2 separate regions of the Homo sapiens genome follow, and region 1 is linked to region 2. A link is a contact called in ENCODE Hi-C or POLR2A ChIA-PET data. All regions are on one chromosome and are shown on one strand. The core of a region is the stretch at or near the end of the contact, and the rest is flanking DNA. Distances in the headings are between cores, read along the strand shown. Region 1 overlaps ATXN7L1 (ataxin 7 like 1). Region 2 overlaps ATXN7L1 (ataxin 7 like 1).

Region 1 (5,187 bases), core at 1,152-3,651, 200 kb before region 2:
GAGAATCGCTTATACCTGGGAGACGGAGGTTGCAGTGAGCTGAGATGGCGCCATTGCACTCCAGCTTGGCAACAGAGCGAGACTCCGTCTCAAAAACAAACAAACAGCAAAAACAAGCCAAGCAGCCCTCAAATGCTCATAGCACAGTCTGCATTACTCCTCTAAAGTCAACGTCAGGCTCTGAATGTGCTCCTTAAGGCAGCCCCACGAGCACAGGTGCACCAGGTCCCAACATTTGGAACCGTGCCAGTTGACTCATCTCTTTGGTGACACTTCTTCCCAACTGTGTGTAACTGAGCTTGGGCCAGGCCAGCTAATGTCTGTGACTGTCTCCTAATTTGGAATTTTTTCTGCTTTATAATGAGTGTGGCCCAATCATACTCTACTGTCAATGATTCCAGAACTCAGCTGGATGCGAAATTGGAGCCCATCAGAAACAGGAAAGACAGCCTCACGTGCAGTCCTCTGGATTGAAGAATGGGAAGCATTGGGGAAAAAAGTCTGATCAAGAATGTTTCAAAGATTTCAAAGACCAGGTGAGTTGGTAAGGGGCTGGGCCACTGAGTGAACACCTCTGATGTGAGGTAAAAGGACTTGGCAGAAGGAGAGAAGGGAGACTGCGCTCTTTTGGGTGTGTTCTAAGGGTGTTCATTAGCTAATGGAGAAGGGCTTAGAAGAGTGAAGGAGAAGAACCTAGAGCTGTCCCTGATACTTTTTTCTTTGGTGTCCCTTCTCTCCCTCAAAAGCTTTGGGCTTTCTCTCTAAGGGAACCTGCCTTGGCCTGGACTGAGAAGACACAGAAGCAGGCAGCTGAGTGATGGTGGGAAAGGCATTTGACCTTGCCATCCTCTTCCCCAGTATACACGCTAGCCATCGGGCCAGCCTTTCTTTACTACAGCTGGCAACAGCCCCAAAGTCCTGAACTGAGAAAGCAAAGGAGGAAACGGTCACAGGATAGTGCCACAGAATCTGGAAAGCCAATCCCAGAGATGATGCTTTTTGAGCAAAAACATTCAGCTGACATAAGAGCCTATTAAGAGCCCCACCCCCCACCTCCCATACACACAGATCCCGCGTGTGCCTATGCTGCAGCCACAGTGCAGTCACAGGGAAGCCAGTGTCTCGGAATTGTCCTCTGCTTCCTCTCACTGGCCCCGTGTGCATCCCCCTCACTTCCTCTGCTGTCACCTTCCCCAGCCAGGAAAGTGTCCCAGCCTTGGGCACGCCCCTTCCAGATGGCTGTGGACCCTGAATGACAGGTTGGACTTTTTTTTCCATTTGGAAAGAATCCAAAAGGTTCTAACCCCTGCTTTCACAGTATGGGCATCTCCCATCTTCTTTGTGTCTAATCACAGTAACGCAAACACCTCCATGTGCAGGTGGTGAGACCTGGGAGGGGGTGGTGAGTTGGCAATAGCCTGATGGGTGACTCAGCAATTTATTACACTGTTTGCTTAGGTGACAAACAAGCCTGGCAGTTACCCCCGAGCTTAGCCAAAGCCCTTCAAAGTTCCTTTCCCTTCAGTCTAAAGGATGCATGTGCACACTTCCCAAAGTCGCACAATTAGTTGCATTTATCAACTCACGATTGTCCTTTCTTTGTGGAGCAGTGTTTGAAAGGGAAAGATGAGTCTCCACTCTTCCCCTGCTGCTTTCATAATGCCTGTTTTGTTCACTTGGGATGAACTCTTTCAGAGAGCTCAGGGCTGCAGCCTGTTCCCCTGCTGTGTCTAATATGCTGGGAGTAGTTCTCTCCTCATCATCTCTGTACCTCTGTCTCGGTCCTGGGAAAGAAACCCAATGCCGAGAACACCCTCCCTCATCCCCCTTGCTACGTGGGGGCGATATCTACCTCTGTTTCTTTTGTGCTGCTTTAGTTGCCCACGTCTTCTTCCTTTGTGCTTGGCCTGTCTGAATTTATCTTTCTAGATCAAGGCGGGTCCTCTGGCTTTAAGAAACATGGTTCTCTTGGCATCAAGTAGATTCCCCTCCCTGCCCAGTGATGTCTGCAAAAGAACAGAGGTGGAGACTCATGACGGTGCCATTGCAAGAGCCACCAATGTGCCGCAGGGCCAGCTGCCCACCTGCCAGCTACGCTTTCCTGGTGATCATGATCTATATTCTTTGATTATCAACAGAAATGCCTTAAGAGAATGGTTCTGAATGTCTCTAGGTCTGCAGAAATTATTGCCAGCCCTTCTTCACTTACCAGAGCACGGTAAAGATGAATTTGACAGGCAGGAGCCTGAAGACATATGGTATTTGTGCTGTGGGTTTTGTGTGTGATGAGAGTTCTCAGCTGTCTGATTTCCTCCACCAATTCCTTCGACAAAAGCCTATGTGCTTATGCTGCTGGCCTGGCAGAATTTTGAGAATCTCTGACTCACTGGCAGAGCCTTAGAAGGGCCATATCACCCAGCCTCTTGGCTTCCAAGCAGTGATAGCATTAAGTCATCCCCAATAAAAAGGAATTTACCCTCTTTTAAAATGCCCTTGGAGAAGGAATTCAATTTGGCTCTCTTGGATGTATTTTGGCAGCTACTATGAGGAAATTATTTATATCCAATCTAAATTCTTTAAGTTGAAGAAGTACTTGGGAGATTCTAGAAGTCTGAGGGGCAGGCAATCACTAAGAATCAGGGTAAATAACAGAGACACAAAGTCCTACTACCGTGGTATGACAGATACAGTTGATACTGCATAAATCCTGACAAGTGAATAAATGGTATTTTTGCGGTGTGTCTGGAAAAATATTGGGAAAACTTTCAGAAAGCCTGTCTGTAAACACCTTTAGCAAACAGAAAACAGGTATTCAACCACAGAGCATGGTAAATAAGAATATCTGCCAGATAAATCTAACATTATTCTGTGGCTGAGTGTCAGGCCTGGTGGTTAGAGAGGAAGCATAGTGTCTAATCTCTCCTGGCCTTTGCACAGTTTTGGATTCTCTCCCACATAACACACCTTCAGTAAACTGGGGAAATGTGGTCAGACCACACAGTTACCAGGTGAGTGGTCCTGGCAGCAGAGACAAAAGAAAAATGGGTTAGCAGGGCTCAATTTCAGCCTAGAGTGATACCATGCAGAGCTCGACAGGGACCCACTGCCGGCCAAGAAGGTCATAGTGTCTTCATCAGTGACTTGGATGATGGGCCAAGACTTTGCTCCTCAATTGGGTTAAGAGATGATTAGCTGCTGAGAACAATGATGTGAGATTTCCTCCTGAGTCAGTTAGGTGGGAGGAAAAATGAACAAGCTGACTTGGAAGAATTGTAAAAATGGCCAGAAGCAAATCAAATAAAATCAGGGAGAACAAGTATGACTGAATTGAAGGTCTGTGCCTTGTCAATATTCTGGCAAATTTATAGAATGTGGAGTGTTGGAAGATAGTTTATAAGGCTTAGATAAGGCTTAGAAATATAGGCTTTCAAATCAGACCAACCTAGACTCAAATCCTGCCTTTTCTGTTGCTGGATGCATTACGGTATCACAGCCTTCTGGCTACCCGGTTTCAGAGCCTCAGTGAGCTTATCAGGACTCTAAGAATGAGAAAGAGGACACCTGGCCTGGCAAGGAGTGAGTGCTGGTTTCAGTCCTGCCTTGGTGGGGTGGTCTCATGCAGTGCAAAGCCCACACAAACATATGTGGCTGCCCTGCCTAACTTATCTCAGGCCTTCCTGGCTCCATGCCTCAGTTTCCTTATCAGTCAAATGAAGATAATAAGAGATATTTGAAGTGATTAAATGAGGTAGTAGATACCAAGTGCTTAGCATAGTGCCAGGCACATAGCAGACTCTCAATAAACTCTAACTAAACCAAAAGGGCACAGAGGATCCCAGCATCTGCTCTCATCCACCGATACTTGAAAGGTATATATGTGGGGTGCAAATCATGGTCACCATCAGAAAACTTCTGCTTCCTTAGTCCCTTCTGGTCCCACCGTGGAAGGAGGGGTGGACAGGGTGGAGGCAGAAGCACCAGCAGAGGGTGGGAGCAGCAGCCTTCCACATTCATGCAGAGTAGAGGACTCCTTCTGGGTGAGGCAGTGAGGAAGAAAAGCAGAACGAGGTGGGGCCAGATTCAATGGCCCTTTTCCAGGACCTGTCAGCCCTACTTCACAAGCCCACCTGCTTCTCCATCTCTAGTATTCTAGGCACTGCTTAAGCCTGGACTAGTGGTTAAAGGTCCCATCTGTATAGGACATTCTGGAAGAGGAGTAAGGAGGAACTCCAGCCTCCTCATGCACAAACATGTTGTCTCCTGCAATCCTGAAGTATGTTAGGCATTGGGGCTCTCTGCTGGTTCTAAGATGCCTCCCAGAGAAATAACTCTATAAGCCCCCCTCTAGGCTGCTCCAATTTTCTGGAAGCAGGAGGCCCCAGCGCATGTCTCCCTGCTGGTCTGTTAGTCTCTCTTGTACTTCTGTTATTCATGGCTTCCCAGGGCATGGAGCTCAGAAGGTGGTCTCCAAACCTGCTGGGAGAATAAGGAGTGCTAAGTGTCCTGACATTCCTGGGGAGTCCTAGTGCCCTAGGACTGTGAACAAGTCAGCAAGTCAGAGAAGAGGAGAAGATAAAAAAGGAAAAATCGAGCCCTCATGCAGTAGGGCATAGGATGCTGCACAGGCTGCCTTTGGGACCAGCTGTGTCTGCAGCAGTGTAGCCTTGGGCAGGGAGTCCAGGAGCGTTTTAAGGATAACCCTAGACCTAATCAACTGCACCTGCTCAGTGCCTTTCCTCTGCAAATGAGAACGAAGAGCCACACAATTCCAATGAATGGCCATTGAAATTCACATCAATAAGGAAATGGTATCAGAGCCTGGGAGGGCAGGAATTGAGAACGTAGAGATTAGGAGGCAATTTGATTCTGCAGGGAGCGCTGGTGCAGGGTGAGGCAGAGCCCCAAGCACCCTGTCCCCAGCACTGGCCCAGAACAGGCTCCGCTCAGGAGCAACAAGCGGGAGCACTCCCCTCGGCAGCCACCAGAGGTCATTGGTTCCTGCTGTTCGAGCTGTAGGCTGCTCTGCAGTGCCTTCCAGCCAGTACAGCCCAGACAGTTACTGTTTCCCAACAGTCCTGGAGGAAACCCTGACCCAAGGGGAGACAGGGCAACTCCTTACAGAACACCCTCCATCCCCCTGCCAGGAAGGCTGGGAGCTGGCACCTTGAGCAGAGACCCTGGGCTCCC
Region 2 (5,254 bases), core at 1,109-3,608:
CGTGTTCCCTGAAAAGGCACCTCTGAAGACCAGTTACCATGTGCACTCCAACTCACTTCTTGGCTTGATGGGTGAGAACATTGGGAGTTGGCCACTAGATTAAGGACTGGATGGATCTAGTTTTAACTTTTGATCCTGAAATTTGAGAGAGAAATCATATCCTGGTATCTTTTGGGCTTCTTTATCAGTAGCAAAACAGTCAGACAGGACCTCTAGCAACAAGGAGAAAGCATGCAGGCTGGAAGCCTAGAGAACAGGTCCAGCTGAGAAATAATGTACAGCAGCAAGGGCAGGTAAAATCAGGGCAGGGTTGACTCTTCTAGAGCCAACCAACAGGTCCAGATGTGGATGGTGCTAAGGAAGACCTAAACTGTAAAACTATTGTTTACCCCAAGAACAAGAGCTCAGGACAGTAGAAAGTACATGGGTGGTAGAGATGAACAGATCCAGGTTCAAATCCTGGCTCTGCCACTTATTAGCTGTGTGATCTTAAAAGAGCTTCTTAATTTTTCTCTGCCCCAGTTTACTCGGCTCTTTGCAGGGTGATAAGACTGAAAGGCTAATATATATGAAAAGTGCCTGGCATATAATAGTTGTTCAGTAAATGGTAGTTTTTATTATTAGTACTGTCTTGTCAGCATAACTATTCATACGAAATGGCCCCTGCCAGCATTCAGTAACACCTGCCATGTGGTTTGAGAATTATCTGGAAATTTCTATTTTCCTAGCTACTTTGGTCCTATAGGCAAGATTGGATAGAAAATGTTTGAGCATTAAGATTTCCTAAAACTCATGTGATCCAAATATGACAGACATGGGTAAGTTAGCCTTAATCTATAGAGGGCTCTTAGAAAACAATGGGAAAAAAGATTAATAGGCCAATGGAAAATTAAGCAAAAACCATGAAAAAGCAACTCATATAAGAACATACACAAAGCTAACGAAATGTTCAACCTTATTAGTAATCATAAGAATGAAAACTAAAATAAGATAACATTTGAACTTATTAAATCATCAAATATCTGACAATCTTTGGTGAGATATTGGCCAGAGTTGGGAAAACAGCCACTCTCATACACTCCTGATGGGAGTATTAATTGGAACAATATTTCTAGAGGGCAATTTAGCAATGAGTATCAAAAGCCTCAAAAACAGCACACTCTTAGACTCAGCATTCCACTTCTAAGAATTTATGCTTTAGAAATAATCATGAATGTGTGCAAAAATTTAGCTACAAGGATATTCATTTGATTGCAATATTATTTTTAATAATGAGAACCTGAAAACAACCAATATATCCAATGACAGGGAATTAGTTAAATAAATTATGAAATACATTTACAATGGAATACTTAATAACTAGGAAAGGTACTCACCATAATCAACATAATACAAAATTATCCCATTTTTGTAAGTTACAGGAAACAAACAAAAGGTCAGCACTGGTTAATTCCAGATGACAGGGGTATAGGCTAGCTTTTTTCTTCTTTTGTTGATGTGCATCTTCTACAGTGATCACATATCACTTTTGCATGAAGAAAAAGCATCATTAAATAAATCTACTCATGGAGGTCCAGGCCCTCCATGATTGCAGCTCCGTGCACCCAGCCTAGAGCATGCTGCTCCTCGGCCCAGTGACTATTCTTCTAGCCTCCAGTTCCCTCAGCCTGCCAGCCCAGAGTGTGTTCTCAGGGCTGGGTCACTGCTTTCTGCTCCTCTCTGGGCCCTCTCCCTGCACTGCATGGCTCTAGACTCAGGTCTGCCACTAGCTATCACCCCAGTGGATCACTTGGTCTCCTCACCTCCATTCCTCCACCTGCAAGTCCCATGACCTAAGGCTTATCCTCCACTCCTAACCCCACGACACAGCAGTCTGAAAATAAAACTGCTCCACTGAATTTGACCATTATTGCACCATTATCACCACCCTATTATTAGTCCATCAGAGGGGACAGGCCATCACCACTGGCCTGAGAGGAGATGGACAATCTCAACAGGGCTTGGAGGTGTGATTTCACTTCCCTGCCAAGGAGGTGGCAGAAGGCTGGTCACCACACCAGGGCGTCACTCCTTGACAACACCACAACTGCCCAGAGTCCGTCCCTACGTAGTGATATGCAGGTGGGGAGGGCTCTGGCAAGAAGTTAGTGTAACCAGATCCCTTCTGACAGACCTGAGATGCGCAGGAATTCTTAAGGGCAAGAGGGTCAAGCCTGGTTTTCTCCCTGAATCTCCACCCAAACACCAAAACACCAGGGCTGGGCCCCCGCTAGAAGATGTGCTGCTCATGGGTCATGCAGGCTGTACTGAAAGACAACAAGTCACAGGAAGCTGCCTCTCTTACAGGGTGGTGCCGTCCTGTGGTTTCCCACCCTCTTGGAGGTGTAGCCATTGTTTGCTTGGTTTCATGACACCTCTTCTCCTCCTGAAAGTGCTGTATGTTGATTTTCCTTCTAAGTGAAGTGAACACAAATGATTCACCAGGGGCCCTGAGGTCACTGGGGCTCCCTGAGGATGTTCAGGCCCCTGAATGACAATGGGTGCTCTGAAGTCTGGGCCACTTCCTTCCCTCCTGCTTCCCATCTGAACTTAGAGGCAGATTAAGCCCCAGCTGCTCTCAGCTCTTTAAACAGAGTTGCCCTGATGGGCTGGCAAGTTCACACATACCTGCACCTTCTGAGGCTACCACAAGAGCTTTCTGTGACTCTTCAAATTTCATGCTTTATCTTAAAAATTAATGCAAATTTTCCTTGATACTCTATTTTTGCCCTACTGTATTTTATTAATTCTAAGCTGCACTCACCCCCACTTCCATTGTAACATCTTTAAAATCAGGATGTCTTAGAATCCACAGTGGCTGTAGTTTAATTGGCAGTGCTTTTTCTCAGTGTTACATAAAATAACAATGTATTTTCTGATAAATGGCATCTTAGAGTTGATGAAATATAATGATAAAAAAATACTTTCCTGTAGAATTAGAGTTGAACTGACATTCTGAAAGATGTGCCACCACGTTTGCACACTCCTGGCTCCCTGCCTAGGGCCCTGGTTTAAGGACCATTTCCAGATGTCATTTCCTCATGCCTGTCATGCCCCATGGCATCGGGAATACAGCCTTCACCAGCACACTGTTCCCACAGGAGAGGACCATGAGGAAGCTCATCCTGAAGGACACCCCCTAGTCCTCTGTTCCAGGGGCTACTCAATGGCAACCAAAGGAAATGTTCACTGCGCATTTCCCATGGGCCATGCATTGAGCTAAATGCTGTGTGTTCACTTCCTTCAACTTTGCCAACAACCCTATGAGCTACCTGTGATATCCCATTAAGCAGATGGGAAAAATAAGGCTGTGAGAGGTTATAGGACTTTCCTCTGTGCTGAACCCAGATCTCTCTGACTTAAGAGGCCTAGCACTGATCCCTGTGCCTCCTGAAGAACGAGCACAGAGCGAGCATGGGCTTCTGCTGCAAGACACTGTGGTGTCTCCTTCTGCACAGAAGGGGTACCCATGCTCCATATGGCCTGCCTGTTTGGAAAGTGATCCTCACTTGCCTGCAAGAGAGTCCCTCTCAGGAGCTCCCGGTTTCCCATCTCCCCAGACTCTGCAAATGCCCTCAGTGGGGGCCCTGGTGTGTAGGCTGAGCTGGAGGACAAGATACAGACAGATCTCAGAGATAATGAAAGTCAATATCAAAAGGGGCAGAAAGCCATCTCTGCCCCCAGGATATGTCACTTCAGTTCTTATTCCTTCCTGCTGCCCCGCTTCCTTATAACTTACCTCTTCACCTAGACACTTCCAAACTCAACTTCCCACAACACCTCCCTCCCCTTGCTCTCAAATTCTGGCTCGTTTTTTATGTGTATCCCACAATGATTTACAACCCTGAAACTAACCCAGGGAAACCACTGGATTTCTCAGACCTGCCCTCTCCTCCAGGCAATAATACCAGCTACCATTTTTCTGACCATCTATAGGATGGCAGCTGGTGACTTATCCCTAATCTTCCTAGGTCTGGTCCTGTTGTCCAAATGAGCAAGCAGAGGAACAGAGAGGCAAGGTAGCTAGCCTAAAGTCACACAGCAAGCAAGCAGCAGGGCCAAGAAGTTAGCTAAGGTCTGACTGCAAAGCTACGCCTTTCCCCCTGCACCATCGAGTTCCTCGACGATCAACTATACGCAGAGATGGGACTGAAAGGTGGCTTCTCCAGCTAGCATACATATTACCAGTCTTTCTCTGTATCTCTGTCAGTCTATCTCCCAGTAAAAATCCAAACACCAATCATGTCAATAGGGCTAGATTTGCAAGTGGCTGTCCCCAGCCCTTTACCCCAAACAGGGAGGACTCTTCCTCAGGAGATTTGCATGTATCACAAACCCTAACACCAAAATGCAACTTTTAAAGCAGCAAGCTTATTCCTCACGTGTTTCCATCCCCCTCCCATGTGGCTCACCCCCTTGTTATTTCTGGGCACAGGTGTGTCTCCCCCACAAGCTGTAAATTTCTTTAAACATTTTGTTGTTGTTGTTGTTGTTGAAAGGGCGAAGAAGTCCACAGGAAAGGAAAAGGAAAAACCACAGAACCATCCCCAGGAGAAATGTGCACACACAAAACACGCCCTCACACCTCTGCAATTCTTCATGCAACAGGAGAGCTTCACAGGGCACAAGTGAAGAATCACGATTCTGTTTCCCTCTTGCACCCTCTATTCTGTGTCTGTACACAGTAAGTGCTGAATAATTTTATGAAGGATCAATGCCACTACTTCTCTCTCCTCCTCCTTCCACCACCATCTTTGGTCAGAAAGAATGTAGCTGTTTACTTTATCACACTTTCTATGAGGCGCTTCCCTGGCTCTCAGATTTCTAAGTTCTCTGTACCATCCTCCCTCTGTGAAGTTCCATCACCTTCCTGTTCTATGTCGTCCATACCCTGTTCCCAGAGGCTTGCCCCTGCCTCTCTCTAGTCCCCCATGAATTTTGCCAGTTCTTTATTGACAGGCAGCCCTATACTACTGGCAGGGACCTTACAGTCCTCCCCTCATCTCACAGATGGAGATCACCAGGACTTGCTCTGTAATTGCACAAGGTTGCCCTGTTTTCTGACAGAGGGAGACCCAATCCCAGGAATCTTGACCCAGTTAGTTCAGCCTTCCTAACCCTCCCTATACAACCTCTGCCCAGCAATCTGCTGCCTCCTCCCTGGAAAGCAAAAGCACTAGTGGCCTTGTGTGATCCTGGCCTCTCAGATTTTCAG

The links. A loop is a pair of places that touch in the nucleus more often than their neighbours do. ChIA-PET counts read pairs that join two places held with the same protein, here RNA polymerase II (POLR2A). Pooled maps may share reads with other maps.
Region 1: a pooled map shows a loop between it and region 2 (3-fold over the local background). The contact joins two enhancer-like sites. A Hi-C loop is called at or near these places in 1 of 37 single-sample maps with no recorded cell type and 5 of 50 pooled maps. POLR2A ChIA-PET finds 5 or more read pairs at or near these places in 5 of 52 experiments (H1, OCI-LY7, PC-3 and 2 more).

What each region holds. Positions count from the first base shown.
Region 1 is chr7:105,647,555-105,652,741 of GRCh38, forward strand. All of the region lies in intron 4 of ATXN7L1 (ataxin 7 like 1), which reads right to left. Among named protein-coding and RNA genes, the nearest start is that of EFCAB10, 69 kb to the left of the region's middle. RefSeq lists a silencer at 401-617 and enhancers at 628-1,827, 5,126-5,187. Within about 2 kb of position 2,402, at least 5 of the 41 ENCODE cell types and tissues checked have a DNase peak (open chromatin) inside an H3K27ac peak, as active enhancers do; they include PC-3, where a contact is called at or near this core.
Region 2 is chr7:105,847,198-105,852,451 of GRCh38, forward strand. The region is part of intron 2 of ATXN7L1 (ataxin 7 like 1); the gene reads right to left. Among named protein-coding and RNA genes, the nearest start is that of ATXN7L1, 27 kb to the right of the region's middle. Within about 2 kb of position 2,359, at least 7 of the 41 ENCODE cell types and tissues checked have a DNase peak (open chromatin) inside an H3K27ac peak, as active enhancers do; they include PC-3, where a contact is called at or near this core.